Regions from separate parts of the Mus musculus genome. Here region 1 is linked to region 2. The links are chromatin loops, found by intact Hi-C in ENCODE. Cell type or tissue: left cerebral cortex. All regions are shown on one strand. Each heading gives the region's core, and the rest is flanking DNA. Links, peaks and the distances in the headings are about the cores only.

Evidence for each region. Hi-C counts contacts between places; a loop is a spot of excess contacts. Peaks named below come from ENCODE experiments on the same cell type or tissue, not always from the same donor. Only the 100,000 strongest peaks of a DNase experiment are listed, where the experiment ranks them.
Region 1: a loop joins it to region 2, with 2.5 times the contacts of the local background. A loop is called at or near these places in 3 of 42 quality-filtered maps.

Annotation. Positions count from the first base shown.
Region 1 is chr9:78,349,889-78,366,100 of GRCm38, reverse strand. No RefSeq gene overlaps it. Among named protein-coding and RNA genes, the nearest start is that of Dppa5a, 10 kb to the left of the region's middle. RefSeq lists a cis regulatory region at 283-7,168. In left cerebral cortex, for the core only: a CTCF peak has its summit at 7,868 (motif pointing left); a DNase peak (open chromatin) is centred at 7,843.
Region 2 is chr9:78,440,732-78,456,943 of GRCm38, reverse strand. Mto1 (mitochondrial tRNA translation optimization 1) reads right to left here and starts at 8,734. Exons shown (of 12, transcript NM_026658.2): 1 at 8,434-8,734; 2 at 7,326-7,525; 3 at 7,109-7,226; 4 at 3,891-4,180. The coding sequence starts at 8,647. Cgas (cyclic GMP-AMP synthase) reads left to right here and starts at 13,707. Exons shown (of 5, transcript NM_173386.5): 1 at 13,707-14,480. The coding sequence starts at 13,866. In left cerebral cortex, for the core only: no CTCF peak of the experiment used is centred there; DNase peaks (open chromatin) are centred at 7,317, 8,221 and 8,702; H3K4me3 peaks cover 1,698 bases; H3K27ac peaks cover 1,261 bases.

The DNA of each region.
Region 1 (16,212 bases), core at 4,799-12,798, 90 kb after region 2:
AGATTACCCTGCCTTTATCTGCTGAGTGCCAGGAACTGAGAGCACTGGCCGGTTTTGCTAGTCTGAGATGCATATTTATCTCTGTTGAGAGAGCCCCTCCCTACGGTCAGCTTTCTTCTTCCTCCTGGACGCTCACAAACCTGTTGTACTAGCCTCTTATTTGTACCTTTTCTCCACTAGAGTAGGAATCTCCCACTTACTGTGGGTACCTCAGTGGTGTGTTTCTGTATTCATCTCTGGAAATAAGGGTTGAAGGCAGGAATATATGGTTACAACTGTCCTGGACCTAGGTCGAATCAGGATGATAACACACAACAGTGACCAGATAAACACGTTATACTACATTTATTTGTTTTGTTATTCTGTTTTTTGTTCTTGTTTTCGAGACAGAATTTCTCTGTGTAGCCCTGGCAGTCCTGGAACTTACTCTGTAGACCAGGCTGGCCTCAAACTCAGAAATCCGCCTGCCTCTGCCTCCCAAGTGCTGGGATTAAAGATGTGCACCACCACTGCCCGGCTATACTACATTTATATCACCATATGCATACATATACACATACCTCTTTATACACATATCACTATTGAGATAAATTCACACATATATATCACCATACATACACATATATACTCCACATATATTCACATCAGCATTGGAATAGATATATACACATCACACAATTGTGTTTCTTAAATTTTGTTCTTTTTGAGGCAGGTCTCATTTGTAGCCCAGGCTCTTCTCTGATATCAATCCTCCTGCTTCAGCCTTCTGATTCTTTGGGATTACAGGGAGGAGCACCACTCCTGTGTTCAATAAATGGTTTTTTTGTAATTCTATTTTTACTAGGTATAGATTTTTGTACCTGTATGTGTAGGTATACTATATGTGTACGTTGTCGGAAGAGGGTGTTCAATGTCCCTTGGCGTGGGCCGTTATGAGTTTACCAGGTAGGTGCTGGGAACCGAATCCAAATCCTCTGCAAAAGCAACAAATGCTTTTAACTAACTGGGCATTTCTTCAGCCCTGTAATAAGTATTGTTAATCTCTGGATGAGAGGCTATTCTTATTCCAATGCCGAGTGGGTGAGTTGTCTGCCATCTCAGATCTGAAGGAGGGACTGTAGCCCTAGCCGATCCTCCAAGGTTCCTTGCCGGGAGCACTCCAAAGACTGTCCCCGCATCCTGTGGTCTCTGGGAAGACAAAGGCTTGCTAATGTGCCAGTCTTCACTGCATTAGCATTCTGAATCTGTCCTTGAGAATTCTGACCAGAGCTTTCTAGACCATTCAGATATTTTGAAGGAAATAAAAAGTTTGGGTTTGGCTTGTTTTTTAATTTTTTTTTTTTTTTTTTTTTGATTTTAAAAAAATGTATGCCGGGCAGTGGTGGCGCATGCCTTTAATCCCAGCACTTGGGAGGCAGAGGCAGGTGGATCTCTGTTAGTTCAAGGCCAGCCTAGTCTACAGAGTGAGTTCCAGGACAGCCAGGGCTATACAGAGAAACCCTGTCTCGATAAACCAAAAACAAACAAACAAAAAATTATGTGTATGAGTGTTTTTTTCTTGCATGTATACCTGTGTACCAGGTGTGTTTCTGGTGCTGGAGAGGTTAGAAAAAGCATCCGATTCCCTGAACTGGAGTTAGGAGCCACATGTGGGTGCTGGGACTCAGTCCCAGGTTCTCTGTAAGTACAAGTGTTCTTAATCACTGGGCTCTTTGTCCCCCTCCCTCCGCTTTTTGTTTGCTTTTTCTTCTCTTCTCTTCTCTCTTCTCCTTTCCTCTCCTCTCCTCTTCTCTTCTCTTCTTTTCTTTTCCAAGACAGTGTTTCTCTGTGTAGCCCTGGCTGTCCTGGAACTCACTCTGTAGACCAGGCTGACCTCAAACTCAGAAATCCATCTGCCTCTGCCTCCCTAGCACTGGGATTCCAATGTATACCACCAGGCCCAGTTTAAAACAGAGGCAGGCTAGCCAGGTGCTGGTGGCCCAGGCCTTTGATCCCAGCACTCGGGAGGCAGAGGCAGGCTGATTTCTGAGTTTGAGGCCAGCCTGTTCTACAAAGTGAGTTCCAGGACAGCCAGGGCTATGCAGAGAAACCCTGTCTTGAAAAATCAAAAAAAGAAAGAAAGAAAAAAGTTAGAGGCAGAAGGGTCAGGAGTTTGAGATCATTTTCAGCTACGTGGAGGTCAGCTTTAGCTACAGGAGATCCTGATTTCACACAAGCAAACACATAAACAGGTTGAGGGGACGGGGTTGTAGGAGATTTGATTGACCTTGCCCAGCATCTGTAAAGCTGTGAAGTTGATCACTAGGAATTCAAAAACAGGACTAGGTGGCACATAATACTCTTAACTCTTTGGGAGCTAGATCAGAAATTCAGGGTCATCTTTAGTTATATAGTGAGCTCCAGGCCACCTTGAGCTACATGCGATATTGTCTCAAAATAATTTTTTATGTTTCCCTCAGGAAATGATCATTGCTAAAGCAAGTACATGTTTGAGTCCGTGACTAAACACAGATGAAAGACTTCCTGTTTGGAGTATAAGGGAAATGTGTTTCCACTCGATTACAAAAAAGCTCTGTCTAAATTCGTGCTAGTGGCACACACACTTTTAATCCGGCACTGGGGAGGCAGAGGCAGGTGGATCTGTGAGTTTGAAGCGAGCCTGGTCTACACAGTGAGTTCTAGATCAGGCAAGCATATACAGAGAAGCCTTGTCTTACAACACTGTTATGCCAGGGAAATGTTAGTGATCCTCAAACACACACAGGAACCAATCTGATGCGACTCACAGCAGGGTCTTTATTCTATTCAAGCTTGCTCGGACCCCCCAATACACCACCACCACGCAGGATCGTTTTGGTGGTGTGTGTGTGGGGGGAGCAAAGAATATCTTATCAGGGCAAGGTTTTATAGTAAGCAGCAAGCAGGGAATACGTGTGCAAACAGCTAATTGGAAAGCTGCTGTGACTGTTAACATAATTGGCTGGTGCTGAGAGTCATATCATAAACTTCTGCTCTGTTCTGCATTGGTGGTCCTTAGGCAGGGGATGGGCTTGTACCCTGGAGTGGAGGATTGTTGGGGGAATAACTTAGAGACACTGGTCTTGTTGAGGGTGTAACCTGGAAACTCTGGTTTTACTGGGATTAGACTAGAGACTGGAGCTAGGCTCGGATTTTGTTGGAGGCAATTTGGGAGCTAATGCTAGGTACCAGCCTGTTAGTTTACCTGAGTTCAAACTTAGGTCAGGTGCTCTAAAATGGAGTCTGGACTTAAAAACTTTGGCATCTCACACCCACCCCCACCCCCCCACCCCAAAACTTTAGTCTGCCTTGCAGAATTCTATCAATACAGGAGGCTCTTGTGCCCCCTCATGGTGGAATGCCAGCAACCAAATTCTGTGTGCAGAGCAGGTCCTGTGTAGTGGAGTAGGTTATGGGTAGCAACACTTCAGTTTCAGAAAAAAAGCACATTTTGAATGAAACAGTATTGGACAGGATATTTCTGGAGATTTTGTCAACAGTTAAAATGTGAGAAAAATAGTGGAACACAGCAGAAAATGGAGATTCTCTGAGTCTGTACTGCATTGGAATCAAAGCCATTTTTAAAGTAACAACAAAGGCCCGAGATGAAGAACAGTCAGCTAACTTTTTGGGGGAGTCAGGGGGGTTCGAGACAGGATTATCTTATGCAGAGATCCACCTGCTTCTGCCTCTACCTCCCAAGCGTTGGTATAAAAGGCATGCACCCCCTTTGCCCCCTCTGGCCAGCATTTTTTTTTTTTTTAGCCAACTGTGGTGTCTTACCACAAAGAGCTGATCCATTTTTCTCCAGACACTTTAGACAGCAAACATTTCCCTCTTCAAAATCAAATTTCAGTTCTTCAAAATTAAAGCGACTTATTTTTTTTTAACCCTTCTGCTTCGTTTCCTTTTCACTATGCACAGCAGCGGTTTATATGAGGATATTTTCATGTAAGTGTACCAGGCACTTGGAGTGTGCCCCTCCCCATTTCTCCCCCTCCCCCTCCCATTATTCATCTTTGTCTCTGGTACAATTTCTGCTTCTTTCCGGTGTTGTGTACATCTGTTTTTTGTTTGTTTGCTTGTTGTTTGTTTGTTTGTTTGTTTGTTTGTTTTTGAGACAGGGCTTCTCTGTGTAGCCTTAGTTGTCCTGGAACTCACTCTGTAGACTAGGCTGGCCTCGAACCCAGAAATCTGCCTGCCTCTGCCTCCCAAGAGCTGGGATTAAAGGTGTGCACCACCCCCGCCCCGCTGTTTTTTTTTTTTATTCGATATTTTCTTCATTTACATTTCAAATGTTTGCTTGTTTTTGAGACAGGGTTTCACTATGTAGCCCTGGCTATCCAGGAACTCAGAGATCAGCCTGCCTCTGCCTCCTCACTGTTGGGATAAAGACATGCACCATGCACTGTGACTGACCATCTTTGAATGTCTATAGAAATCAAGTATTGCCACATGAGGAAAAAAACAGGAGGAAAAAAACAGGCACAGCTCGTCTTTCTGAGACTGGCTTAGTTTACTTAGTAGAATCCCATCTGCGGAAAGGATACAGATACTACTTTAAGGAATCAAACTGATTCTGGCCCCTCCCCTCCACTACTTAATTTTAAACTTACATACATTTTAAACAAACACTACCAGAGTGAGGCATGTGACCTGTGGGAGGTAGTGTACTTGGCTGGAATGGCGAGACCTTTCTTCAGTCTCAGCATCGCAAAGAAAGAAAAGCAGAAACTTAGCAAATACTTCATTCAAGTGGATCAACTCCCAGTGGGTGGCACCTTGCTTCTCAGCTAGCCCGAGTTCAGTTCCAGGGACCCTTGTTGTGGAAGGAAACAACTGACTTCCACAAGTTGTCCTCTGACACATTTGCCAGGGCACACAGTTATCCCCACTCCCATATAGACAGCTACTACACACACGCCCTAACATGATAGAAAATGTATTATCCGTTTCATGTTCATCTATTTTCTCCTTCCAAGCAATGAAAGAGTTTTATTTTCCTGTATACATTTCCAGGGTTATTTATTTATTTATTTATGGTTTTCAAGACAAGTTTTCTATTTGTAGTTCTGGCTGTCCTGGAATTCAATCTGTTAGACCAGGTTGGCCTCAAACTCAGAGATCTATCAGCCTCTGCCTACCAAGTGCTAAGATTAAAGTCATGTGCCACCACTTCAAAGCTTCCAAGGGTTTTTAAAAAGTGGTATTTATTTCCTAACTTCTCCCTCTCCCCCTCCCTCCCCCTCCCCCTCTCGGTATACCCCTCTCCCTCTCTGGAGAAGGTAGGGATCAGAGGATATCTTGCTGGAGTTGGACCTCTCCTTTCATCTGAAGGTTCAGGGGCTAAGATTCAGGACGTCAGGGCCTGGCTGCAAGCTGAGCCATCTTGCTGACCCTGTTTGGTTTTTGAGACAGGGTCTCATTGTTATGTAGACCAGTCTGGCCTTGAACTTGTGGCAACCCTCTCTCCTTAGTCTCCAGGTTGTTGGGATTATAGGCATGACCCACCAACCAGCCAGAGTTTCAGTTATAACAGAGTTCCAGTTATAAATGTATAATATGTTCCTCTTTCCCCATGTCAGATATTCCATTTAATTAGCTCTTTTTGAAGGGCCATTGGGTATTCGGACCTTTTGTCTTTACAGGTGTGTGGAATTCATTGAGTACTGTTGTTTTGTTTTCATGTCTGTAGGCTAAATTTCTAGGGGGAAAACTGCTGTTCTAAAAGCAGGAAGCTCCTGGGATTGGTGGGTAAGTGAACCACCTGTCTGGGATGCTCAGGGCCCTGGCTTAAGTCTCCAGCACCACTCCCAAAGCCCAGATAAACAAACCTCACTTGCTCTTACTTTTGCCAACTGTAACCACTTTCCTTCAGGCAAGGTGGCACCAATTTCACTCCCAGGAGAAATGCAGAGAGATTAACAGTTTCTCAACGCCCCCACCCAGGCAAACTTTTTTTTTTTTTTTCCTGAGCCCGTAGGTGCAGCATTCAGTGAATGCTCGTGAATCCTGGAGAAAAGCAGTCAGCAATGAAAGGTTGTCTATGGTAATGTTAACTGATGCTTGATGTCCAATACTGAACTGAGAAGCCAGTATTCAAAATCTGACCTTGGGAGGGTGAATGCTCTGTATTTGCTCAAAGCCCACCCCCCAATGCACACCACACTTCCTACAACAGCAAAGATTGACCTTGCCCATGAGAGTGTGTGCAATCGCTCCCAGAAAAAGGGAAATTCAGGAAAATACTGTGAATTCCATATGTGTGGCAGATGAAGAACAACAAATCAAAGTAAACCACAAAACCAGGAGCGTTCATTGTTGTGGAAATGAAAGCTGTCAGACCCTACTGTGGGCAGAGAGCTGTTTTCGGTAGGTGGTACAATGGAAAGCTGGCCCACCGGGCAGATATGGCTGTGTCACACATAAAATCAACTCCTTGGGTGAAGGAGGCTGGAAAACCTGAAGTTTAACCAGGGCTTTGCAAGAGGACCTACTATGAATCAACCCAAACAAAAAAATCCCAATACTACCTCCTTAAGAAAAGCCAAGCAAAAGGGCTAACCATAACAATAACCAAGGCCTTGGACATCTGTACAGTTGAGGAAATCAAGTTGTCAGTTGTGGTCCTGCTTCACTTCACATAAAACAAGAAACAATACAAAAACCAACCAACCAAACCAAAAACAGGGATTGACTCTTCAAACTGTATTTTATCCCCAGAGCCATCCTGAGTCTGTCTTCTATCTATCTTGTCTTTTGGCAGCAGCTTATCCAGGGAGGGAAGACAAAGACGGGCAGCTACTAGTTGGAACAGTCTTGCCCTTCTGGTCTTTGAGAATTATTGTGGAGCATTTTCCACAGAAGAAGACATGGAGAAGACAGTATATTCTCAGACACCAAGGCCATGTCAGCTAGCCTTCCTAATGAGCCAGTGTCTTTAGGATGACTTAGGTTGTAGGTTAGTAGGAAGCAGAAATGTGGTCTTTTTTTTTTTTAAAGATTTATTTATTATATGTAAGTACACTATAGCTGTCTTCAGATGCACCAGAAGAGGGTGTCAGATCTCATTACATCACGCATGGTTGTGAGCCATCCGTGGTCTTATAATACAAGATATGCTGTGTCCCTGTCACTGTCGTTCTATAGGTTGGTTTTTCTCTATTTTAGGTTTTTCCTTTTTTTCTTTTTTTTCCCCATCCCTTTTCCTTCTTGCTCCAGTCTGGCTCACTCCAGACCCTGCTTGCTCCGGGTCCATGGGTTTTTTTCAGTACAAAGTTTTTCTGTGTAGCCTCAGCTGTACTGGCCCTCAATAGACCATGCTGGATTCAAATTCAGCCTGCTTCTGCCTCCTGAATGCTGGAATTAAAGGTGTCTACCACTACTGCCCAACAAGTGTTGTATTCTGTATGTGTCTGTGTATACATGTATGTATACACACACACACACACACACACACACACACACTTCTCCCTGGTCCTCTCTAAAGGGAGGTTGACTGAAGGAACTGTCAGTCAGCCTGTCAGCCTCTTCAGAGGGGAGGGATCTGCCTCCTAGGCAAGAGTAACCAGGAGTCTGATGGATTATTTATTTATTATATGTACACTGTAGTCAGACACACCAGAAGAAATCATCAGATTTTGTTATGGATGTTTGTGAGCCACCATGTGGTTGCTGGGATTTGAACTCAGGACCTTTGGAAGAGCAGTCGGTGCTCTTAACACTGAGCCAGCTCACCAACAGTCTGATGGTTGGTACTCAGCACATGAAACTCCTGGGATTCGACCCTGGACTTTTCCTCTGTATGAACCTTAAGAGAGGAAGCAGAGCGCCACCTACCGGAGACCTAGTAGATACTGGGAGCGCAGTGTGACGGGATGGGACAGGGAGGGGTATACAGGTGTGTGGGATCCCCGCACCTTCCAAAGAGGTGGAAGAAGCTATGAGTTTGGGACAGAAGGTGATTTGCTAGCTGTCCAGAATCAACCAAGCCGTTTCGTTTTATCCTTGCCTTCCAGCTGAGCTCTCAATCTGGATCCCGATACTTCGTGGCCCTCTTTCCTACCCCTCCACTATTTTTACGGATTGATTTCCTGCTAATCCAATTTTTTTTGTTGTTGTTGTTGTTTTACGGAGCACAGAATCTAGGGCCTCCCACATGTTAGGCACCCAGTGTACCACTGAGCTAGATTTGAGTGTGTGCTTTGCCATCTCTGCAGGACCTGCATTGTGGGTAGAAAATAAAAGTAATGTTACTTAAAAACATGTTGGGAATTTGAAAGAACGTTTTCAGACAAGAGTACAGGACGCTATTTACATGGAGAAATTAAAAAACAATAAATTGTTTGATAAATAAATAAAAATACTTTTTTTTCGAGAGAGAGGGTTTCTCTGTGTAGTCCTGGCTGTCCTGGTAGTTTTTTTTTTTTAAATATATTTTTAATTTTTAAAAAAGATTTACTGTTATATCTACGAATATTCTGCATGTACACCTGCATGCCAGAAGAGGGTGTGAGATCACATTATAATGGTGTGAGCCATCATGTGGTTGCTGGGACTCGAACTCAGGACCTCCGGAAGAACAGCTAGCGCCCTTAACTGCTGAGCCATCTCTCCAGCCTCTTTATCTGGGTTTTTATGCCAGGGTAATACTGCATCGTAAAATACGTTTGAGAACCTTTCCTTCCTATTTCATGGAACAGTTTGGATAGTACAGATGTCGAATCTTTGAAGTTCTGGTGGAATTCTGCAGTGAATATCTTTGGTTCTGGGCATAGCTCACTTATGAGACTTTTCTTTTTTCTTTTTTTTTTTTTTTTTTAGGTTTTTCGAGACAGGTTTTCTCTGGCTATCCTGGAACTCACTCTGTAGACCAGGCTGGCCTCGAACTCAGAAATCCGCCTGCCTCTACCTCCCAAGTGCTGGGATTAAAGGCATGCGCCACCATGGCCCAGCGAGACTTTTTTTTTTTTTTGATTTATTTATTTTATGTATATGAGTACACTGTAGCAGTCTGTCTTCATATACGCCAGAAGAGGGCATTGGATCCCATTACAGATGGTTGTGAGCCACCATGTGGTTGCTGGGAATTGAACTCAGGACCTCTGGAAGATTAGTCAGTGCTCCCAACCATTGAGCCATCTCTCCAGTCCAAGAATTTTATTTCCTTAAATTTTTTATTTTCATTTTATGTGCATTGGTGTTCTACTTAGATGTGTGTGTGAGGGTGTCAGATCCCCAGAAACCAGAGTCACACCCAGTTGTGAGCCGCCATTGAGTGCTGGGAATTGAACCAGGGTCCTTTGGAAGAACAGCCAATTGTCTTAACCACTGGGCGATCTCTCTAGCTATTGTTATTATTACTGCTTCAGTCTTGTTGCTGGTTGCTAGTTAAAGTTTCCAATGCTGCAAAGAGACACCATATCCAAGGCAATTCTTATAAAAGACAACATTTAATTGGCGTCAATTTACAGGTTCTGAAGGTCAGTCCATTATCAGGCAGACGTGGCACTGGAGGGGCTGAGAGTTCTACATCTTCATCTGAAGGAGGCCAGGAGCAGACTGTGTTCTAGGCAGCTAAGAGGAGGATCTCAAAGGCCACCTTCACAGTGACACACTTCCTCCAACAAGGCCAAACCTCCTAACAGTGCCACTCCCTGGGCCAAGCCTATTCAAACTACCACCTTGGTGATGGATCAGTTTAAATGCTTAATTTCACCTGGCAGTGATGGTAGGTGCCTTTAACCCCAGCACCAGGGAGGCACAGGCAGGTGGATCTCTGTGTTCGAGGTCAGCCTGTTCTACAAAATAAGTTTCAGGACAGCCAGGGCTGTTACACAGAGAAACCCTGTCTCAACCAAACCAAAGGAAACCAAAACACAACAAACCTTTACTTTTTCCCCCCTGAGACAGTGTTCTTCAGTCTCCCTAAGTTTGGTTTGTGTACTTAGCTCAGTTTCTATTACTGTTGATATCAGCTTTATTCTATCCTGGTCAGATAGAATACAGAGGTGATAGAACATTTGCACATTTGGAGATGTTGATACTGCCCTTGGGATGCTAAAATTCTGTCCTTATTTGGGAAATTGGACAGTATAGAAGCAGTCTCAAACTCTAATCCCAACAAAAAATGACCTAGGTGTCATGTTAAAGTAGTTCAGTTGGGTTGGGGACCTACAACTGGATTTCCGATAAGATCTACTCATGCAGTCTTCCTAGACTGTGTTTATAAGTGTGTGTACCCACGTGTGCACGTTCTTGCGTCACATCTGCAGTTGAGATCCAAGTGCCCTGTACAGATGAACCCTCCACCTTGTGCAGAGGTGGTTCTATTCGTAGACTGCAGCAGAGCCATGTCTACCTGAGCATCCGCAGAAGCTGGCTAGACATGAGGTGTGACCAGAGCCACAGGCTGGCGTCTTCAGGTAGAGGAGGTGGGTGGTGGGCGGAGACACTCCTCTGGAATCAGTTTTCTTACTTTTAGACTCTAATTCTTTTGAAAACTACAAAGACTGGCCTTTAAAACTGCTGGGAGATGGGTTAGAGGTGGAGACATTCACACAGTGTCTGAAGGACAAAGACGGGAGGCAGCAGTGAAAGAATTACAAGCCCTGCTGGTCGCTCTAGGATCGCAAACGCCTTCTGAGGCGCATGCTCACCAGGCAGAGGTAAGCCTGTGCCATTTTAACATAGCGTCCATGGTCCATGAACTATTTCAGGCTTGAAATCATTGACCTGTAGCTTCAGGAATGGTTCCTTGACCTGTTTTTCCTACATGCAGGGACCTGTGACAATCCTTTGGGAGGAGGACAGACATAGCTATGATCACAGGAGGCCGCTGAAGAGGCTGTAATGAGAATAACCCCAAACTTCCACTAGCCTTTGCCTCTGCCAATTTTACAACAAGCCCAGAATTTACTCTTTTAACTCTGAGATCTGTGTGCCCTGTTATTCTTTTAAAAACACACTGTCCACAGGCTGCTTGGCACAGTTATAGCCACTGCATCTGTCTTTTGGTGACATGCAGTGACACTCGGTTCTTGATAAAGAATAAAAGTCACACAACCAGGGCTACATAGTAAGACCCTATCTCGAAAATAAAAGTCACAAATGTGCAAAGATTCTCTAGTTTGTTAAACATGCTATGAAACAGCCAAGTTTCTAAGGCCACATTCCAGCGAACATCTGGTGTTTTCCAAGCCTGGCTTCAGCCTGTCCCTGTAAGGCCCCACATTGACTTTGAACTTTGAGCTCTTGCTTCATGGAACTAACCACTCTTCACTTGGTTTAGTTATTGAAGGACCCCAGATACTAATCACCCGGACTTTGACTTTCAATAACTTTTTAAATTTGACACACTAGTTGCTTTTTATTATTATTATTATTATTATTATCATTATCATCTATCTATCTATCTATCTATTTATTTATTTATTTATTTATTTATTTATTTATTTATTTATTTATGGTTTTTCAAGACAGGGTTTCTCTGTAGCCCTGACTGTCCTGGAACTCACTTTGTAGATCAGGCTGGCCTCAAACTCAGAAAACCGCCTGCCTCTGCCTCCCAAGTTCTGGGATTAAAGGACTGTGCCACTGAAAGATCCTGACAGAATGTAAAAGGTCACAGAATCCCTGAAATTGGCAAGAAAGATGTCACTGTTAGCAGAACTAGCTTCACTGATTTAGAAAAATAGAGGTGCACAATGCTCTGGCCACTCCTTGAACCTGTGTGTCTGCCAATGTTTTGACTGTTCCTTGACCCATGTGTGTGCACACTGATGAAGCCCATTGCCAGGTGTTTGTGATATTGGTTGCTGAGAGAGTCAGAAAATCTCCCCAGCAATTACAGCCCGGTCAATCTTGAGTTGCTACACCTGCACCAGACTCTTTCCTTGTACCCCTCCCATACCCATTTCTTGGGAATAGACATTGTTTAGATCTGGAAATCCCCTACTCCCTCCTTCTCCTTTCCCCCCTGAGGGCCTATAAAAACTGGGACCTCTTTCCCCTCGAGGTTGACTCCTCTACCCCTGCGTGGGATATGAGTCATCCCTAGAGCTCTGGCTTTCCCCGAATAAAGCCTCATGTGGTTTACATCAAGCTCGGTCTATCATGAGTTCTTGGGTGTCCGCTATTGTTCTGAGGCCTGAGCGAGGGGCTCCTCTCGGAGTCTTTCACCACCACGCCTGGTACTATTTGCTTTTGATTGCATTTCATTTCTGACTAATAAATATTTATCTAGACGCAACTATTTCTTTTTGGTGAAGTTCTGTCTCTCTCTGGAAGAGAGACTCTTCCAGAACTCTAAGCACTCCCTTGGCCCCATGACCTGTTGACTCCCACTCTAGGGGCCCAGAGGCTGAGATTCCTGCAGTCTGTGGACACGCCCAACTCCTCTGCCCATGTCTGTCATACACACAAAGTATCCTGTGCCTAGCTGCCTGGGGACTTGTGTGCCATGTTGCACACACTCACATCTCACACTGGCAGCGTTCTGAGCTCTACTTTACCCCTGAAGCTCTGGGCTCAGAGATGAGGGAGTGATCAAGAGCTGGTGCGCACTTGAGACAGCGAGCTCAGAGTCCCAGGTTCTTCCTGTGCAGTTAGGAACTCTAGCAGCAGGAGACACCGAGCCGGTTGAATTGATGCACGCACGGCAAAGCTAATCCTGCGCTACACTGGCTATTCTTTTCATTTGATTTTGTGATACAAGAAGATGAACTTAAAGCCTCACACAGCTTTATCACTAGGCTGTATCCCCAGCCCTCTGTTTCAACCTTAGCTTATTATTATTATTACTATTACTATTATTAGTGTGTGTGTGCTTTTATGTTGCTTGTATATGCAGGTTCTCATATTTTCATAGAGGCAGAAGAGGGCATTAGATCTCCTGGAGCTGGAATTGTGACAGTTGTGAGCCTCCTGGAAACAAACCTCCCTTCCTCCTCTATAGCAGCAATCTCTCTGGCCATCATTTTAAAACTATTTACTTATGTTTTTAACTCGGGGACAGGGTTTTTTCTTTTCTAAAGATTTATTTACTATTATAGGTAAGTACACTGTAGCTGTCTTTAGAAGAACAGTCTTGTCCTTATGGCTCTTAATCACTGAGCCATCTCTCCAGCCCAGGGACAGGGTTTTGCTGTGTGTTTGTAGGTGTCCTGGAACTCCTTATGTGGATCAGTTGGCCTTGAATGGGCCCCTCCTGCTTCTGCTTCCCCAGGGCCGAGATTGCAAGCTTGTGCCACTGTTGTGCAGCAGTCGCCTTCCATCTGGAGAGAGGGCTCAGCAGTGAAGGGCACTTGTCCTAGCAGAGGACTCAAGTCCATTTTCCAGCACCTACATGGTGTAACTCCAGTTCCAGGTATCTGAAGCCCTCTTCTGTCCTCTGTGTGCACCTGGGACACACTGGTGTACATGGGTACATGCAGGCAAGCCACTAGTTTGAAGTAGTTTTTTTTTTCATTTATTTTATTTTATTGAGTGTATGGTGGAAGGGTGAAAAGGGAGGGGGGTGGCATCTTCCCATGCTGGGATGATCTGTGCCTTGGGAAGGAAGGCAGCCAGTCGGTCCAAACGGGTTAGTGTGTAGTCAATCGAGGTGCTTTATGGAAAAGATTTGGGGGCTGGTGAGACGGCTCAGTGGGTAAGAGCACCCGACTGCTCTTCCGAAGGTCCAGAGTTCAAATCCCAGCAACCACATGGTGGCTCACAACCATCTGTAACAAGATCTGACTCCCTCTTCTGGAGTGTCTGAAGACAGCTACAGTGTACTTACATATAATAATAAAATAAATCTTAAAAAAAAAAAACATTTGGTTCTGGCCTCCCATTTGATTCTCAAAGGGCAGTCTGAGAAGCCTTTTAGATTGTCAGGGAATCTATCTTTGGTGAAAGTATTCCATGGCCACTGTGTGCCCCCTGAGACTCCCGTTTACTCCTTCAGCTTAGTCCGGCCTTGCATAGAATTTGAAGGCACAGATAGAACTAGAGGCTGCTGGCACCTCTTCCAAATGACTAACTCCTGGTGACATGAATGATAGCAGCTCTCACTGTGATAGTTTAGCCCCTCCCCAAACCAGATTCTTGCAGGCAACACTCAGAAAGCAGAGGCAGACTGATCTCAGAATTCAAGGTCAGCTTGGTCTACAAGGCCAGTTCAAGAACAACTACTTACAAATACCATGCCTCAGAAAAACAAACAAACAAACAAAAAACCAAGGGAAAACAAACAAAAGGTCCCAATTCAAAGAATGAAATCTAAAGATGTTTGGATTGGAGTCCTCTTCTGGCAATTTGGTCTTTATGCATGTTTAATCAGCAAATGTGGTTCTCAGCAGGATGGGCATTTGACAGTTATCACTGGATTGGCAAAGCTCTCTTCCGGACTCTGCCCACACCCGACAACCTCGTGATCCACACACCCAAACAACAGGCAAAACATTCGGAGACATCTTGAAGTAGTTCTATATGAATTAAAACAAAGAAAGAGGGCTGGAGAGATGGCTCAGAGGTTAAGAGCACTGACTGCTCTTCCAGAGGTTCTGAGTTCAATTCCCAGCAACCACATGGTGGCTCACAAACATCTGTAATAAGATCTGACACCCTCTTCTGGAGTGTCTGAAGACAGCTACAGTGTATTTATGTATAATAATAAATAAATCTTAAAAAAAAACAAAGAAAGAAAGAAATGAAGAGAAAGAAAGAAAGAAAGGAAGGAAGAAAGGAAGGGAGGGAGGGAGGAAGGAAGGAAAAGAAAGAAAGGCAGAAGTCTTGGATCCAGAATAAGAAATAAATATAAACCCAGAATGGCTTTACTATTATAGTAAAGGAAGTATAGGAAGACTCCAAATATTTCTTTTTTTAAAAAAAGACTTATTTATTATTATAATTAAGTACACTGTATCTGTCTTCAGACACACCAGAAGAGGGCATCAGATCTCATTACAGGTGGTTATGAGCCACCATGTGGTTGCTGGGATTTGAACTCAGGACCTTCAGAAGAGCAGTCAGTGCTCTAGCCCACTGAGCCATCTCACCAGCCCCAAATATTTCTTATTGCATATGATCCTGAGAAATCACATGGTGAGGGAGAAACCGCATTAATTTACCTTATTTTGCATATATATACACATATGTAACATATATATAATATATATACATATAACACACACACACATCTTCAATCAAGTTATCTGAAAATAACAAGGAGGGCCTGAGTTGGCCCAGTTGGTCATTCTTCAGTGTTAGGTCACAGGGTCATTTGAGAGCGTTAAGGAAATCATAAGGTAAGGAGATACATATGTTTGAAATGGGGAAGTCTTACACAAGCTGTTTCTTATGCCAAAAAAGCTTACTAAAGAAGTGCAGCCGGGGCTGGTGAGATGGCTCAGTGGGTAAGAGCACCCGACTGTTCTTCCAAAGGTCCGGAGTTCAAATCCCAGCAACCACATGGTGGCTCACAACCATCCGTAACGAGATCTGACTCCTTCTTCTGGAGTGTCTGAAGACAGCTACAGTGTACTTACATATAATTAATAAATAAATAAATCTTTAAAAAAAAAAAAAAAGAGTTAAAAAAAAAAAAAAAAAAAGAAGTGCAGCCATTGTGTTGGAGGGGAACCTCTCAGAAGCAAAGGGGAGGGGTGATTGGGGGCAACATTTGTGATGTAAATAATAAAAGAAAACTAATTAAGAGACAAGAAGTACATCCATGTTATTTATTATGTTGAGGAGAGAAAGTGGGCAAGGACAGTGGAAGGAAGCTATCTTACACAGGGACAAAGTCAGCAGGAGGCTAATCACACAATGTTGAACAAAGGAAACAGATGGGGTGACTTGAACATTTCAGATGGAGCACACTGTGGCCTTGGGACTGATAATTGAGTCTCTTCATGAGAAAAGCCAAGTTCCCAGGAACCAAAACTCTCAATCCTTCAAGGCCAGGACTTCATCCCCAAACTGGCCTTGACAAGTCTACTCCTTAGCAAAGACACAGAACTAGGGTCTTTTTTGTCCTTTTACTGAGGCCTCTGATGAAGCCTAAAATTGGTCTACTCTCAATAAGGCCCAAGACACATTCCAAATCATGGCTAGCATTCTTCACGAGCACACCTTTTTTTCCCCCCATTAACTTTTAAGGGACTGCCGGGCGTGGTGGCGCACGCCTTTAATCCCAGCACTCGGGAGGCA
Region 2 (16,212 bases), core at 5,418-13,417:
GAGGTTGCACGCGGCCATTGCTCCTTTACTGACTGACTGCTGAGGTTGCACGCGGCCATTGCTCCTTTACTGACTGACTGCCGAGATTGCACTCGGCCATTGCTCCTTTACTGACTGACTGCCGAGATTGCACGCGGCCATTGCTCCTTTACTGACTGACTGCTGAGATTGCACGCGGCCATTGCTCCTTTACTGACTGACCTGCTGCTTATTCAAATAAATTCTACGCAATACTGACTTCGTTAACACATATCTCGTTTGTACATAATTAAATGTTCCTGACAAAAATAAGCATATATCCCAACAGGTGAACCTAAACATAAGAAGTTTCTAAATCTAATTATTAGTTTCTGGGAAAAACGGTACAGGCAATAATCAGACAAATCTAGGATATGGGGAGCTCTAGGGGGAAAAACTTAACTCCTTTTATACATAAATACTGGGGACAGGAACAAGATATAAAGCAGCCTCTAATGGAATGTGTACACTCACTTCTCTCTTGGTCATTTTTAAAATAGCTTAAAATAAAACTACTGCAAGAAACACACCCAAGGGATGATAATGAGGGACAATCTGGGTTTCCATAGTGGAAGGGGATAACTCCCATTAGGTGTCCACCACTAGCATGTGATCTTCACACGCAAGTCAGAGGCCACAGAGGTGAGGGAGTGGGAGAGAGAGCAATCAAGGGGGTAGGGAGAGAAAACACACATACACACTCAAATAGAACGAACTATGTTTGAGGAAATTAGGGAAAAACTGAGCACCAGATGACATTATGAATGTTTTAGCCAGGTGGTGGTGGCCTACCTTAACTGAAATACACTACGTAACTTTTTTTTTCCCCCGAGACAGGGTTTCTCTGTGTAGCCCTGGCTGTCCTCGAACTCAGAAATCCACCTGCCTCTGCCTCCCGAGTGCTGGGATTAAAGGCGTGCGCCACCACGCCTGGCTTTACTTCTTAACATTTTAAGCCATTAGCTTGAACCATACATTAAAGAATCATAGAACCAGCTGCATGGTGGTGGCCCATGCCTTTAATCCCAGCACTCAGGAGACAGAGGTAGATGGATTGCTAGGTTCGAAGCCAGCCTGGTCTAGAGTTCCAGGCCAGCCAGATCTACCCTCTCTTTAAACACACACACATACACAGAAAAACATTTTTTGATGTTTTAGTAGGCTTAGTGCTTCATGTTGATAATCCTAGCACTTGGGAAGGTGAGGTAGGAAGTCTTCCTTAATAGAGTTACATAGTAAGACCCTGTCTCAAGAAAACTCCAATACTAAACAAAGTTTGGTTGTAATAATACTGTGAACTTTTGTTAAAAACATGCAAAAATATAAATGAAATGATCTGATATCTATAAATGTCTCAAAAATCACCAAAAAGGAATGAAACCAAGCCAGCCAAGTGATTCAGTAGCCAGGAGATGCTAGTGAATGCCTTTAATCCCAGCACTTGGGGGAGAGAGGCAAGCAGATCTCAAAGCCAATTGGTCTACCGAGTAAGTTCTAGGTCAGGGCTACATAGTGAAACTCTACCTCAATCAATCAATCAATCAATCAATCAATCAACTAACCAACCAACCAATCAATGGCTCAGAGGATAAGGGTACTTGTCACTGAGGCTAATCATCTGGGTTTGATCTCTGGAACCTACCTGACAGAGGAACCCTGCCTCCCTCAAGTTGTCCTCTGACCCCCAACCGAATGTCACAGCACACGGCACCCACACAAGTAAATAAATGTTTTTAAGGGTGTGAAACAGCCAGATACAGTGGTACACATCTCTAACCCATACTAGATACAGATACAGTGGCGCACATCTCTAACCCATACTAGATACAGATACAGTGGTGCACATCTCTAACCCATACTAGATACAGATACAGTGGCGCACATCTCTAACCCATACTAGATACAGATACAGTGGTGCACATCTCTAACCCATACTAGATACAGATACAGTGGTGCACATCTCTAACCCATACTAGATACAGATACAGTGGTGCACATCTCTAACCCATACTAGATACAGATACAGTGGTGCACATCTCTAACCCATACTAGATACAGATACTGTATCTGGCCAGGGCTATAGAGTGAGAATCTATCTAAAAACCATAACCATAACTATAGAACTAAGAGGAATGAAATAAGCCAGACATGGTGGCTCACGCCCATAAGTCCTGGAAGGATCATCACTGAGTTCCAGAAAGTCTTAGTTCAGCTACACTGTTGAGATCTTATCTTAAAAAAGGGTGGGTGGTGGGTGGGGTGGAAAGATGGCTCAGCAGTAAAAAGCAAGTACTACTGCGTTTGCTGAGGGCTCAGTTCTCAGCATAGACATTGGCTGGCTTACAACCACAGGTAACTTCAGCTCCAGGAGTATCTGATGCTTCTAGCAAGCACAGGCACCTTTGTTCCCATGCATATATAAAACATTATACAAACAAACAAAAAACCAATAACTTTAATGAGAAAGAACGAACGACACAACAGTATCTAAAATACTTAATTCAGATTGTTTTTTGAGTGTGTATGAGTGTTTTGCCTAAATGTCTATCTGTGTACCACATGCATGCAGTGTCTGTAGAGGGAGTCCGATCCCCTGGGACTGGAGTGACAGACAGTTGTAAGCTGTCATGCGGGTGCTAGGAATTGAACCAGGCTCTGCTGGAAGAGCAGACAGTGCTCTTAACTACCGAGACATATCTCAAGCCCCCTAATCCTTAATTCTAAACATACATTGTACTTACTTTTTCCATTTCAAGGACAGGTGGGGACAGGGAGTGCATCTCAGTGACAGAGTACTCATCTCATATGTGCAAAACCCTAGGTTCAATAACCAATACAACCCTCCCCCTAAACCCAAGAAACAGAAGCATAATGCAAAGTGTGAGCCATCCAGACAGATTAGCAGGTGGAGGCACCTGCTGCCAAGCCTGCTGACCTGACTACTGCAGTCTCTAGGACCCATGTGGTAGGACAGAACTATTCCTGAAGGCTGTTGTCACATGCAAATAAAGACAGAAGACAATTTAGAATAAATGTGAAAACAACGTAAATACAGACCTAGATTAGGGGTGGGGAATCAGTAGACTCTGGCTAGGGATATCTATTAATAACAACATTGGATCAGTATGACAGTCCTCAAATTTCAACACCGCACTGCATTTATATTACAGGACATTTGTGTTTAGTTGAGGTTCATATTGAATTATTTAGAGGGAAGGCTCACAATCTCTACTGAGCCATATACCACCTTACCCTCAGTCTGTTTTCCTACTTTGTAAACCTGAAATTGTTTCAGAAAGGTTTTGTACGTAGTAGTTTAAGTGAATAACGGCTCCTATAGGCTCCTATATTTGAGCACTGGGTCCCTCGTTGGTAGAACTGTTTGAGAAGGATTAGGGTAGGAGTATGGCTTTGCTGGAGGGGGTGTGACACTGATGATAAGCTTTGACTAGAGACATTCCTAATTAGCTTGCTCTCTTTCTCCCCCTCAGGTGTTGGATCAAGATTTAAGCTCTCACCCATTGCTCCAGTGCCATGCCTACTGCCATGCTCCCTATCATGACAGTCATGGACTCACCCTCTGGACCTGTAAGGTCCCGAAAAAATCTTCTGTAAGTTGCCTTGGTCATAGTGTCTTAGCAACAGAAAAGTAACTGAGGCAGTAGACAAAGTAAGTTATATAGAAATGAAATAATGAAATTTAACAATGTATAGGAAAAGACCCAATTGCTAAATTAACTAACAGACACATAAATAAAAACAAAGCAAAACTTTAAAATGACAGCAGAAGGAGAGGAAAAAGACAGTTAGGATCTGTCCTGCTGTGAATACCTAGTATCAGCCATCAACCCGGGTTTCTGTAACTGTCTTACCTTGATCCACACGCTGTCACTGAGAAAGCTGAATGGTATGGATGGATCATCTGGTGTGTGCTTGTTTAGAATGGAGAAATTAATGGACTCTTTAGCGAGTCGGGGTGGAGTTCCAGTCTTTAGTCTTCCTACCATAAATCCCAACTTCTCCAGAGTCTGAGCCAACCCTATGGAGGGCTGATCCCCCAAACGTCCTGCAGGATGCATCTCCAATCCAATTATGATCATGCCTCTCAGAAATGTCCCAGTAGTCAGAATTACACTCTCTGCATAAATTGTACTTCCATCTGCTAAATGATTAAGAACAAAACAAAACTAAACAAACCAGTAAAGTATTTTCCTCATTGTTACCACAGAAGAAAATAGAATGTAAGTACTTTATATGAGAATTCCAGAGCCAGCAGTGGTGGTGCACACCTTTAGTCCCAGGGCTCAAGAGGTAGAGGCAGGTGAATATCTGTAAGTTTGAGGCCAGCCTGGTCTACAGAGTGAGTTCTAGAACAGCCAGGGCTATACAGAGAAGTCCATTCTAAACAAAACGAAACCAAAAAACCTCAAAAGCCTCCACCACTGCAAAAAAAATAATTACAGAAAAACTTCCTGTCTCTAAAAACTTGAAAATTTTTTGTAGTTCTTTTTAAAAACTTTATTAAAGCATGAACAAATGTATTTTTCATCAATACATATGTATGTGTATTTAATTGTATTTATGTATTTATTTGAGATAGGCTCTCTCTATGTAGCTCTGGCTATTCTGGAACTCACAAAGATCCACCTGCCTCTGCCTTCTGAGCACTGGGATTAAAGGTTTGCACCACCATTGCCTAGCAATAAAATACAATTTTCAATATAAACTGTTTATTAAAGTACTAACAAACAGAAAAACAGTACATATTTATGATGTATATCATGGTGTTATAGGTACCTTGTACAAAATGAGTCCCATAACCATACCTAGAAAAATCTCGCAGCCAGGCGTGGTGGCGCACGCCTTTAATCCCAGCACTCGGGAGGCAGAGGCAGGCGGATTTCTGAGTTCGAGGCCAGCCTGGTCTACAGAGTGAGTTCCAGGACAGCCAGGGCTATACAGAGAAACCCTGTCTCGAAAAACCAAAAAAAAAAAAAATCTCAGGGTACAACATTGTATTATCAACTATAGTTGATACCTTTCTACACATTTCATCTCTAAAAGCATCCAACTTATAAGTGAAAGCTTGTTCCTATAGATCAACTTCTCTTTATTTAGCACTCAAAACAAAGAATTCCAAATGAATAAGAAACCTGCATGTAGGCCACAGTGCTGGGTGTCTGTGACCTCAGCACTGGAACAATGGAACAGCCAGGCTGGCTGTGTCAGTGAGCACCAGGATCAGTGAGAGACACTGTTTCCAAAACTAAGCAACTCTGGAGCTTGGTGAGAAGGCTCAGCAGACAAAAAGGAACTTGCTGTAAAGGCTGGTCCCTGGAACCCACACGGTGGAAGTGACGTAATCTCCTGCATGCTGCTAACTTCCTTGAGTGTGCCAGACATGTCCCCCAGTAGTGTGAAAATAAATAAGCAGAAAAAATAAACGAGTGTGGAAGACACCTAATGCTGACCTCTACCCACTACACACACGTGCACAATCACTCTGGATGGCTGTATGTTGTGAATCTCAAGAATCTAAGCAGTGTTGTAGCAGGGGAAGCACGAGGTTCCTAAAGAAGCACACAGGCCTGCTGCACTTGGTGAGGGTACAGTCAAAAGTTAACTGACTTTAGCATTTTGGTTAAATACAACATGATTTCTTCTCTTTTTTAAATTGTCAGGTATTGAAAGGAATTTTTAAAATGTATAAAATAGCCCATGTGAGGTGCATGCCTTTAACTGCAGCACTTGGAAATTAGAAGCAGGTGAATTTGTGTGAATTCGAGGCCAACCCTGATTACACAGGAAAACCTCACTCAAAAAAAAAAAAAAGAAAGAAAGAAAGAAAGAAAGAAAAAAGTTGTATCCACTTCTGAATGCTAGATAGTAGCTGGAAGAATGGTAACTGATAGAGGGAAGAGAAGAAACTAGTAAGACTGAACTAGTTCCTCCTTGCAAAGGTCAGAAAGGAGAGAACCAGAAAGGCTGAGGTTGAGGAGCTGGGCTAATTTTATGTCAAGCTAACATTGGCTAGAGTGTTCTGAGAGGCACTGGGAAACTGCCTCCCTAAGACCGGGCGGTAGGCAACCATATAGAACATTTTCTTGAGTAGTTATTCATGTGGGAGGGCCGAGCCTGTTGTGGGCGGGGCCACGCCTGGACTGGAGGTCCAGGGTCCTCCTGTAAGAAAGCAAGTTGAGCAAGCTAGTAAGCAGCACTCCTGTGTGGTCTCTGGATCGCCTCCTGCCTCCAGGTTCTTGCCCACTTTGAAGTCCTGTTTTGGCTTCCCTCAGTGGACTGTGGTTCAGGATACTAAGCCAAATCAACCCTTTCCTCCCCAGCCTGCCTTTCGTCATGGCATTACATCACAGCAATACTAACCTTAAGTAAGACAAGAAAGTAGGGGTGGGTGATGTAGTGAAATCTGCCTCACATGGGTTTTTTTTTTTTTTTGGTTTTTTTCTAGACAGTGTGTGTTGGGGTGGGGACCCTGGTTGAGATGGCTCAGTGGATAAAGGTGCTTTGCCAAACTTGATGGCCTGAATTCCATCCCTCATACCTATGTGTGTAAAGTACACACACACACACACACACACACTTCACACAGAAAATGAACAAATATAGAAACAAATTTATGATAGAAGAAGCTGGATAAAAGACACAAATTGTTTTGGAGTATTACACTAAAACAGTATTTTGTTTTGTTTTGTTGTTTTTGGGTATTTTTTGTTTTGTTTTGTTTTGTTTCGAGACAGGGTTTCTCTGTGTAGCCCTGGCTGTCCTGGATCTCACTCTGTAGACCAGGCTGGCCTCGAACTCAGAAATCTGCCTGCCTCTGCCCCACAAGTGCTGGGATTAAAGGTGTGTGCCACCACTGCCTGGCACTAAAATAATATTAATGAACCTAGAATTTGACTGAGATTCACGATGGTCAAAATGAAGAGACGCATGACTATTTACATAATTTTCTTATCCAGGCATTGAAAACCAGAATTTCCTGGAACAGCAAAAATGTCTGCATGCTCTTCTCTAAAGCAAGTTTCTCACAGAGTTTGCTAGGCTGGTATTAGCATTATTAGCCAGTACATACCCAGGACAACACCTCTGACCCTGGACTTCCCAGGGTACCCAGGCTCTGGTTCTGCAAGAACTAGATCTTCTACAGCTCCCTTCTGAACAGTGAGTAGGGGCGTGCTCAGGATTTCTTTCTGTCAACAGAGAATGCCAGTTGAAAGAGCAGTTGGAGAAGCCCACAGTCCCTCCTGGCCTCACCGTGGGTGCTCACCCCTGGCCTCGCCTGTGCTCACCTGCATGTTCTGTTTATAAAGTTTCCGGTCAATCTGTGCTCTCAGTCCCCACACAGCAGGGCCCTTACGCCGGTTTAGCACTTTGTAATGTATACCAGACTGGTCACAGATCCGGGAACACAGACCATCCAAGGCATCCACTTCTCTCATCAAATGCCCCTTTCCGATGCCACCAAAGGAAGGATTACAGGACATCTGACCTAAAGAGAATGGATATGATCATAATAGAGTACCCTGTACATATTACTTAATAAAGAGTGCTCGGAAAGGTAATCAGACTAATCAGATTCATTTAAAACAATAAACCCCAACACGCTCTCCTCTAACTTCAAAGAGAGGAGGAATTAGCAGAAAATGGGCGACTCATTCCCGTTCTCTGCATTCCTATGGACTCTATCGTCTAAGCCAAGTTACCTTTCTTCTTTGAAGCCAAGGAATACTTGATAATGTACCACCTTCCTTCATCACTTTGGTCAGGCGTGATTGGGTACACCTTGAATCCCAGCACTCAGGAGGCTGAGGCAGATGGATCACTGTGACTTCCAAGCCAGCTTGGTCTACACAGCACTGTCTCATTTATGAGAATCATTAGTAGGCCTCTGAAATGTTTTTTAGACATATCCTACAGCGTTGATAGAACACAGGTTTTGCACTACTGTGTATATGTCTAAAAGAATTTAAATCTGTGTGAAGTGACAAGTGGACTTCTATATTTAACGAGACACTACTCGCCAGAGCCTAGAAGCGGGATCAGCCTAATGTTTATCAAGTGTCGGATGGATAATGAAAACGAGGTGCGTAAGCTGAGGCGCCTATCAGCACAAAACACGCAATGGAAATACGGAACGCGACAAGCGGCGGCAGAGCTTGACAAGCTCTCCGTGGACGCACCACGTCGGTCGCTTAACAAGACGGGTGTGAAAATGTTAACTCGGGATTTCTCTGAGATGACAATACGGGGAGGGTCAACCCAGCGACCTGCCCAGCAGCCGCCGTGGCTTTCAGTCCTCCGCTCCCTGACCCCGGGCACCGGCCACTCCGGTCCACCGCAACCCTGCCCGCGCTCGGTCGGACGTAGAGTTCCCGCCGCGGCCGCGGGGCTCCTCACCGATCGTGTCCACGCGGTGCGTGAGAAGCAGGGTCCGCGAGCCACAGCGAGCGGCGGCGGCGGCCGCCTCGGTCCCCGCGTGCCCTCCTCCGATAACTACCACGTCGAAGTGCGGGGTGCAGGGCGCCGCGCTGTCGCTGCGGAGGCGACGCAAAGGCAGCCGTCTGCCGAGGGACGCTGCGGCCCAATGGCCACGGCCTCGGAGAAGGAACATGTTGAGGGAAGCTAGCTAGAGACGCCCGGAACTGTCACCGGAGTAGAAGCCAGCTGGGCGTCGCCATCTTGGCCGAGTCAGCGCGTAGCGCGCCTGCGTCCAGCGACGCTTTTGATTGGCGGGTTGGAGCTTCGCCGCGGGGAGGTGCGCGCAGGCCCTGTGCGTTCTCCCCCCCCCTTCCTCCCCCCGCAGGTACTTTCAGCGCTGGCGGGAGATTCTATCTTGGAGGTTGAGGTTAGGCTTTTCCCGTGGACTTGTCTTTATCGCCAGGTTGCCACCTATGAACAATAAATTTGATCATTTCGCCTCAAAATCTTCTGAGAGGTTAGTCGACTAAGGCAATCCGAGTTCTAATCCTCATCTTGAAGGCCATCTGGGTCTACAAATGAATATCACGTCTCCAAATCAAAACTCCATTATTTATATACAGCTTAAACATTTTTTTGACATTTATTTTATGTGTATGATTGTTTTGCCTGTGCATGTGGTGTATGGGTGTGTGGGTGTGCGCGCGCGCCTCGATCTAGCCTATTCCCACAAAAGTCAGAAGAGTGCATCAGATTTTCTGGAGCAATAAAAGGTTATGAGCCACTATGTGGGTGCTGAGAATCAAACACGGCAGGTTCTCTGCAAAGAGCAAGAGATCTTGTTCACTGAGCCATTTCTCTGGTTCCTATTTAAACATAATATACACACAAGACATGGAGAATTAAAAAATGTGTAACTCCTACAAAGTGCTCTGTCCCTACTTTAAAGGAATGCCAGTCTTTTGTTGCTAGTAGCTATTTTTATATGCATATACAAGTTTTCCTCTGAGTTGAAATATTCCTTCCTAGAGGAGGGAGTCTCATAAAAGTCCAGAAGTGAACAAAGTTTACAGGTTCAGTCCCAGGAAGATTTATAAATTGCCAGGCCCACCCCTACTTCAGGCTATACAAGCAGGGACCATTGCTAGGGGGTAGACTCCAGGACCATCAGATGTGCAAGTCCTTCGGGGGCTCAGGGATACAACTTTTGTGAGTTGTCATCCATACTGCCCTGGACTTTTGTAATGCAGTCTTTGAGTCATCCACACTCCTGTAAATACCTCCAAAAAACTTATAGTTTCACTAAATTATATTTGAGTGGAATAATTTTCTTTGGCTTGTTCTTGGTGCCCTCAGGTAAATATACATTTATTCACATTTTCACAGGAGGGGGAAAACTCACACGGCACAGGAACGCTAGTATTTTGTATATAAATTCTGTGATTATACTATCTTTCACTTTATTCCCCTCCATTTAACTATATATATTTAAATTTTTAATTGCATGTATTCATTTGCATGTGAGTATGTGTATGGGCTTACTCATACTACAGTGCACATATGGAGATCTACTTGAGAGAGTCAGTTCTCCTCATCCTGTGGGTTCTGGGAATTGAACCCACATCATCAGATTTGACAGCAGATATTTTTACCTGCCAATCATCTGTCCAGTCCCCTTAACAATATATTTGCTTAGCTGGGCACGATGGTGCACAACTCAGGCAGAGCTCTGAGTCTGAGGTCAGCATGAACTACACGGTGAGTTCCTGGATAGTCAGGGTTATGTAGAGAGATCTTGTCTCTGAGAGAAAGTGAAAATAAGCAAAAGAGAAAAAATGAAAAAAAAAAGTCTTCTACATTGTATCCAATATTGGCTTGTTTGTTGATGGTAGGTGTTTTTAGATGAGAGAGAGAGAGAGAGAGAGAGAGAGAGAGGAGAAAGAGAGGTGAGCATAAGTGTGTATGTCTTGGTGAACATTTGGGACACAAATGTCAAGTTCTGAGGAGCCAGTGATCTCCTTCTACCTTGTTTTGAAGCAGGGCCTCTCTTATTATTTCTCTTGATGTTCTGTGTACTCCAGGACAGCTGGCTAAAGAACTTAAGGCCAATTCTCCAATCTCTGCCTCCCACCTTGCAGTAAGAGGGCTAAGATTGTAGAGGTATGTACCAAGATATACCATGTATATCTTTTATGTGGGTTCTAAGAATAAAAAAAAAAAACAGGTGTCAGGAGTGCATAGCTATCCAGTGAGCCATCTTCCCAGCTTCTAGTGTGTTTTTGAGATATCTTACTTTGCAACCCAGAGCGAACTGGAACTCACAGCAATCCTTCTGCCTCAGTCTGCTGAGTGCCAGCATTTCAGATTTATGCCACCATGTTTCACTTGGATTTCTTTTTCCTTTGAGACGTGTCCTTTCTATGTATGCCAAACTAGACTTGGATTCCCCATCCTCCTGCCTCAGGTACCTAAGTGTGGAGATTACAGGTGTGCAGACTCTGTCTAGCACAGAAGCGGATAGTTATGCTTTAACCGTGGATAATGAAATTGGTTTAAATGGGATGTGATGTTTCACAAACATTGGGCATTTTTCAAGTATCATCAAATATTTACTAGCAGTTCTCTCTCAACTCCTCCTGGCTCTGTTCTTGCCTCTCTCAGTCTGGAATTGATATATAGATCAGGCTGGTCTTAAACTCATGAAGATCTCCCTCCAAAGTGTAGGCACCAAAGTAGTTTGCTTTTTTTTTTTTCCTTTCTCTAACAGGTTTTCAAAGTGTTTATATTAGAGTTATGGCCCGTGCTAGCTAAAATATACTACTTCTTAATATTTTGAGTCAATAGCTTAAACCATTGATTAAAGAATCATAGACTCAGTCAGGCAGTGGTGTCTCATGCCTGTAATCCCAGTACTCGAGGCAGAGGCAGAGGCAGAGGCAGAGGCAGAGGCAGAGGCAGAGGCAGAGGCAGAGGCAGAGGCAGAGGCAGAGGCAGAGGCAGAGGCAGAGGCAGAGGCAGAGGCAGAGGCAGAGGCAGAGGCAGAGGCAGAGGCAGAGGCAGAGGCAGAGGCAGAGGCAGAGGCAGAGGCAGAGGCAGAGGCAGAGGCAGAGGCAGAGGCAGAGGCAGAGGCAGAGGCAGAGGCAGAGGCAGAGGCAGAGGCAGAGGCAGAGGCAGAGGCAGAGGCAGAGGCAGGGGATCTCTTGAGTTCAAGGCCTGATCTACAGAGTGAGTTCCAGGATAATCAGGGCCACACAAAGAAACCCTGCATCAATCCTGCCCCCTCCCCAAAGAATCATAAACCCAGTTGACACTTACCTGGGAGAATCCCTCTCACCTACATTTGAAGACCAGGCATTAATCTGTTCACATGCTATGTATTCAGTGCAGAATCTTCCCTTTTCAACGAAGACATTACTCATAGACTCAGAACCAGAAAGTTCAGTTGTAGCCCAAGGACAGATAATAAAGACAATAGAAACCGAGTTTCTGTTTGGGAAGTCTATAAAACCCTCATGTGGAAGGTAGTTTGTTACTCTTGTATCAGCGTCCCCAGGATGGACCTCGGATTTATTGTTTGAGACAAGATCTCACTCTCTTATCCAGGCTTGTACTTCTGGGCTCAAAGATGCTCTGCTTAAGCCTCCAGAGCAGCTGGAGCTACGGACCTATGCTCCCACAGGTGATGCTAAGAGTTGATTAACTAGAAAGATTCACAACTAAAAGAATTACAATTACAGTATGGTTGTCGCAGTGAATTTTGCTCCTTTCAAAAATCATTGTTCAAACTTCATTCTCTCCGATGCTCATGCCTATTCCATACTCTATTGCACTGTTTTCTTCTTTTTAATTCCTCCTCCTCCTCACCCTCCTCCTCCTCCTCCTCTCCCTCCCTTCTCTTCTTCTTTTCCTCCAGATAGGGTTTCGATGTATAGCCCTGACTGTTTTAGAACTAGCTCTGTAGATCTCCAGCTTACTGCCTCTGCTTCCCTAGTGCTGAGACTAATAATGGAGAATGCCACTCTACTGGCAAGACCTCACAGAGAGGTCTCCTGCTCAAGTGTATTTCTGCAAAGTAGGCAGCGTTTCCATTCCCAGGTGTGTCTACTTGCCATTCAAAAGCGAATGCTTGTTAGACAAGTTCCCATTTTGAAAACTCATGTACAGGCATTGACAGGAAGGAGGGAAGAGAGTTGCAGGGTCAATAGGATGGCAGCACACTGATCGGTGTCTTTTTATTCAGGCTACATGTATCTCATAATATATGGTACATACACACGCGCGCGCGTGCGCGCGCGCACACACACACACACACACACACACACACACACTCACACACACACACACACACTTTACAAAAAGTTACACAGAGCAGCAATTTTTGAGCTTTATTTTAAGGGACACACAGGATTGCATAATAAGGTGTGGAATATAGTAATGTTATTATTATAACATTCTGATGTTAGTTGAAAACTAAGTGTTGTTCTGAGCCATGTAAATCTTCAGAAGACAGGTTTTTGTTTTTGTTAGCACAGTGGAAGGCAAAATGAGTTCCGCCAAGAACAACTTTAAAAGAAGCAGCCACTGTTGACGAGACCGACTTTAGAAATCGCTTTCTGAAAGTCTGCATTAAAGGACTACGGAATCTCAGCAGCCAAATCAGGATGGCTTACACCGTGCTGCTCATGAAACTCACACAGGCACTTTGAATATGTTCTTTAAGAGTCGGTGTGCTTTTTAGAAAGATAAGTTGAAATACTAATTCCAAGCAGTTAAATCTAACTTGAAAAGGTTCAGTGAGTTTCTATTTCTCATTAACAAGAACAGTAAATTTTGATTTAAAGTTTACATAAACCGGGCGAGGTGACGCACGCCTTTAATCCCAGCACTTGGGAGGCAGAGGCAGGCGGATTTCTGAGTTCGACGCCAGCCTGGTTTACAGTGAGTCCCAGGACAGCCAGGGCTACACAGAGAAACCCTGTCTCGAAAAACAAAAAAAACAAAAAACAACAAAAAAGTTTACATAAAAAAGTTGTTTATCAACTACAAATGTACGAGAGACAGTAGTGTCCTGAAACACATCTTGGTGGTAGGCGGCAAATCTAGCCATCTGAGCTGTCAGTGGTTTCCGCGTCTGTGCGGTAAAGGAGAGGTTTCCCGGCCAGTGGCTCAGTGGGTGGTTCCCCAGCTAGTGGCTCTGCTGGTCCCCACTGGTGAAAAAGTTCGCATCTCTTGGACCGCCTCTTCCTGGCGCTGACTTCACGCGTGCTCCTGCGCCTGCTCGCGGCGGATACTGACCGGCTACGTTCCCGCCATATATTTAAGTTTCATTTCCAGCGGCCACTGAGAGTTCCCCTTTTCGCGGCCTTTCTTCGAAGTCGATTTATTCTTTCCCGGACCGAAGAGCGGCAGATATGGAAGATCCGCGTAGAAGGACGACGGCGCCACGCGCTAAGAAGCCGTCCGCGAAGCGCGCCCCGACGCAGCCCAGCAGGACCAGGGCCCACGCGGAAAGCTGCGGCCCGCAAAGGGGGGCTCGATCGCGGCGGGCGGAGCGTGACGGGGACACCACGGAGAAGCCACGTGCCCCAGGGCCCCGAGTGCATCCAGCAAGGGCCACTGAGCTCACCAAAGATGCACAGCCCTCGGCCATGGACGCGGCAGGAGCCACCGCGCGGCCTGCCGTCCGGGTGCCCCAGCAGCAGGCCATCCTGGATCCGGAGCTGCCCGCCGTACGGGAGCCCCAGCCGCCCGCGGATCCCGAGGCGCGGAAAGTCGTAAGGGGACCTAGCCACAGAAGGGGCGCGCGCTCCACCGGGCAGCCCAGAGCGCCGCGAGGGTCCAGGAAGGAACCGGACAAGCTAAAGAAGGTGCTGGACAAATTGAGATTGAAACGCAAAGATATCTCGGAGGCGGCCGAGACGGTGAATAAAGTTGTGGAACGCCTGCTGCGCAGAATGCAGAAACGGGAGTCGGAGTTCAAAGGTGTGGAGCAGCTGAACACTGGCAGCTACTATGAACATGTGAAGGTGAGCGTCAAGACCTGCTGGAGGGGCTCCGGCCCCACTCCTCACTTGCCTCCTCAGCTGTTTGGGGGTCCCACACTCTTAGGGCCCCCCTCCCTTGGAACACCCCAGTCTTTTTTTTTTTTTTTTAATTCATCCAGTTAGCTCACAGCAAGCAATATTGATAGCTAGTTAGTTTGCTTTGGAGGGATGGGACAGGTGACCTTAAAGTAGTCGCAGGGGAGTCATCTTTATTAATCCTTCCCCAACTATAGCCTCTAGATTGAATCTAGTCCATCCCTGAGACTTTGGGACCGCCTGCAATTAGGGCAGAATTGTATACAACTAATTGGGAGAGGTGGCTGGGTACTCAAGTGAGGGTCCGTTGACATTGTCGCACCCCCTATGAGCGAACGTCATCTACAAGCCTACCTCTAATGCTCTTCGGAGAGTAGGCCCGGCTGAGTTCCTGAAGATGATGGTGATAGCTATTCTCTGCTAGTGAAATGAGCCAATTCAAGCCAAATTAAAATATATTAAGGCAGGTTTATTAGAAAGCTGCTCTTGGGCAGGTTCACTGGTCCTAAGAAAAAGGCCAGGGTAGTCACTGTGGGGAGGGAGACAGAGGGAAGAGGGAAGAGAGAGAGAGAGAAAGAGTGTGCCCACGCAGGGAGAGAGAACATACAGAGAGGCAGAGTTGGGTAGAGAAGGAGGAAGAGAGAGAAGAGAGAAGAGGGGAGAAAGGGAGAGGGAGAAGGAAGGGAGGGAAGGAAGGGAGAGAGAGAGAGCGAGAGCGAGAGAGAGCGCACAAAATGCCCACATTATATAGAGAAGAGCTGCTTCTGGCGGAGGGGAAGCCCAGCCCCTTGGCTGAAAGGTTCAGGGCAGAGGCTGAAGTATGCTAGCCATGCTCTGTAACAGGTAGGGACTGAGGGACCTGGGAGAACCTGGAGGCCAGGTCGGCTTTGGTTAAATGCGCACCTGGATCTGAATCCAGACACCTCAGCCTTTTGTTGATAATAAATGAATAAGGGGCCTCGCAATTGTCTATGGCTACTTTGCTGACATTGGGGTGCCATGATCAGGGAAGGGGTTCAAAACTGGAATGCTGACCAAGTCTGAGAAGAGCAGGCTGTGTAACTTGCTGTCCAGGTTGTGGGACTGTTCTGGATTTGGGATGCTAATAACAGATAGGAGCAGAAGATAAAGTTAAGGAGGTTAGGGAGAAAAAGAAATTTTCTTGGGTGTACATTTGAAACCTTTAGGCCCATGGTCTTGGTAGTTGGGGTGGGGCTCCCAGGACCAGGGAAAGGGGACTAGATCCCCCCTCAGGAATACACAGGTAGGGGAGGGAAGCAGGTTATTGATTGGCAGTACTTATCTGGAGTCAATTTGACCTGTGAGAAGTGGATTCGAGTGGATGCCCTGAAGCTTAGAAGTATCTTTTTAAGTTTACAAAAAGAGATAAATATTAGAAGTGTTAGTTTTACCACTGTTCCATGTTAAACTCTGAACTTTGAGGTCTCACCACAATGATAGCACAGCGAGGGGAGGGAACGGGAGGGAAGGGGAAGAGATCTGAAGCATTTTCCTTCTCCCTTAGCTCACTTTCCTTAGCATTCAAGGTTTTCACGACCTCCAACCTTCATACCTTACCTTTAGCAACCTCAGAACACCTTGCTATTTCCTCGCGCACTTTCTTAGACGCTTTCCTAGCCTCAGACCTTACATAAACTGTAAACTGTTTTTCTGTTCA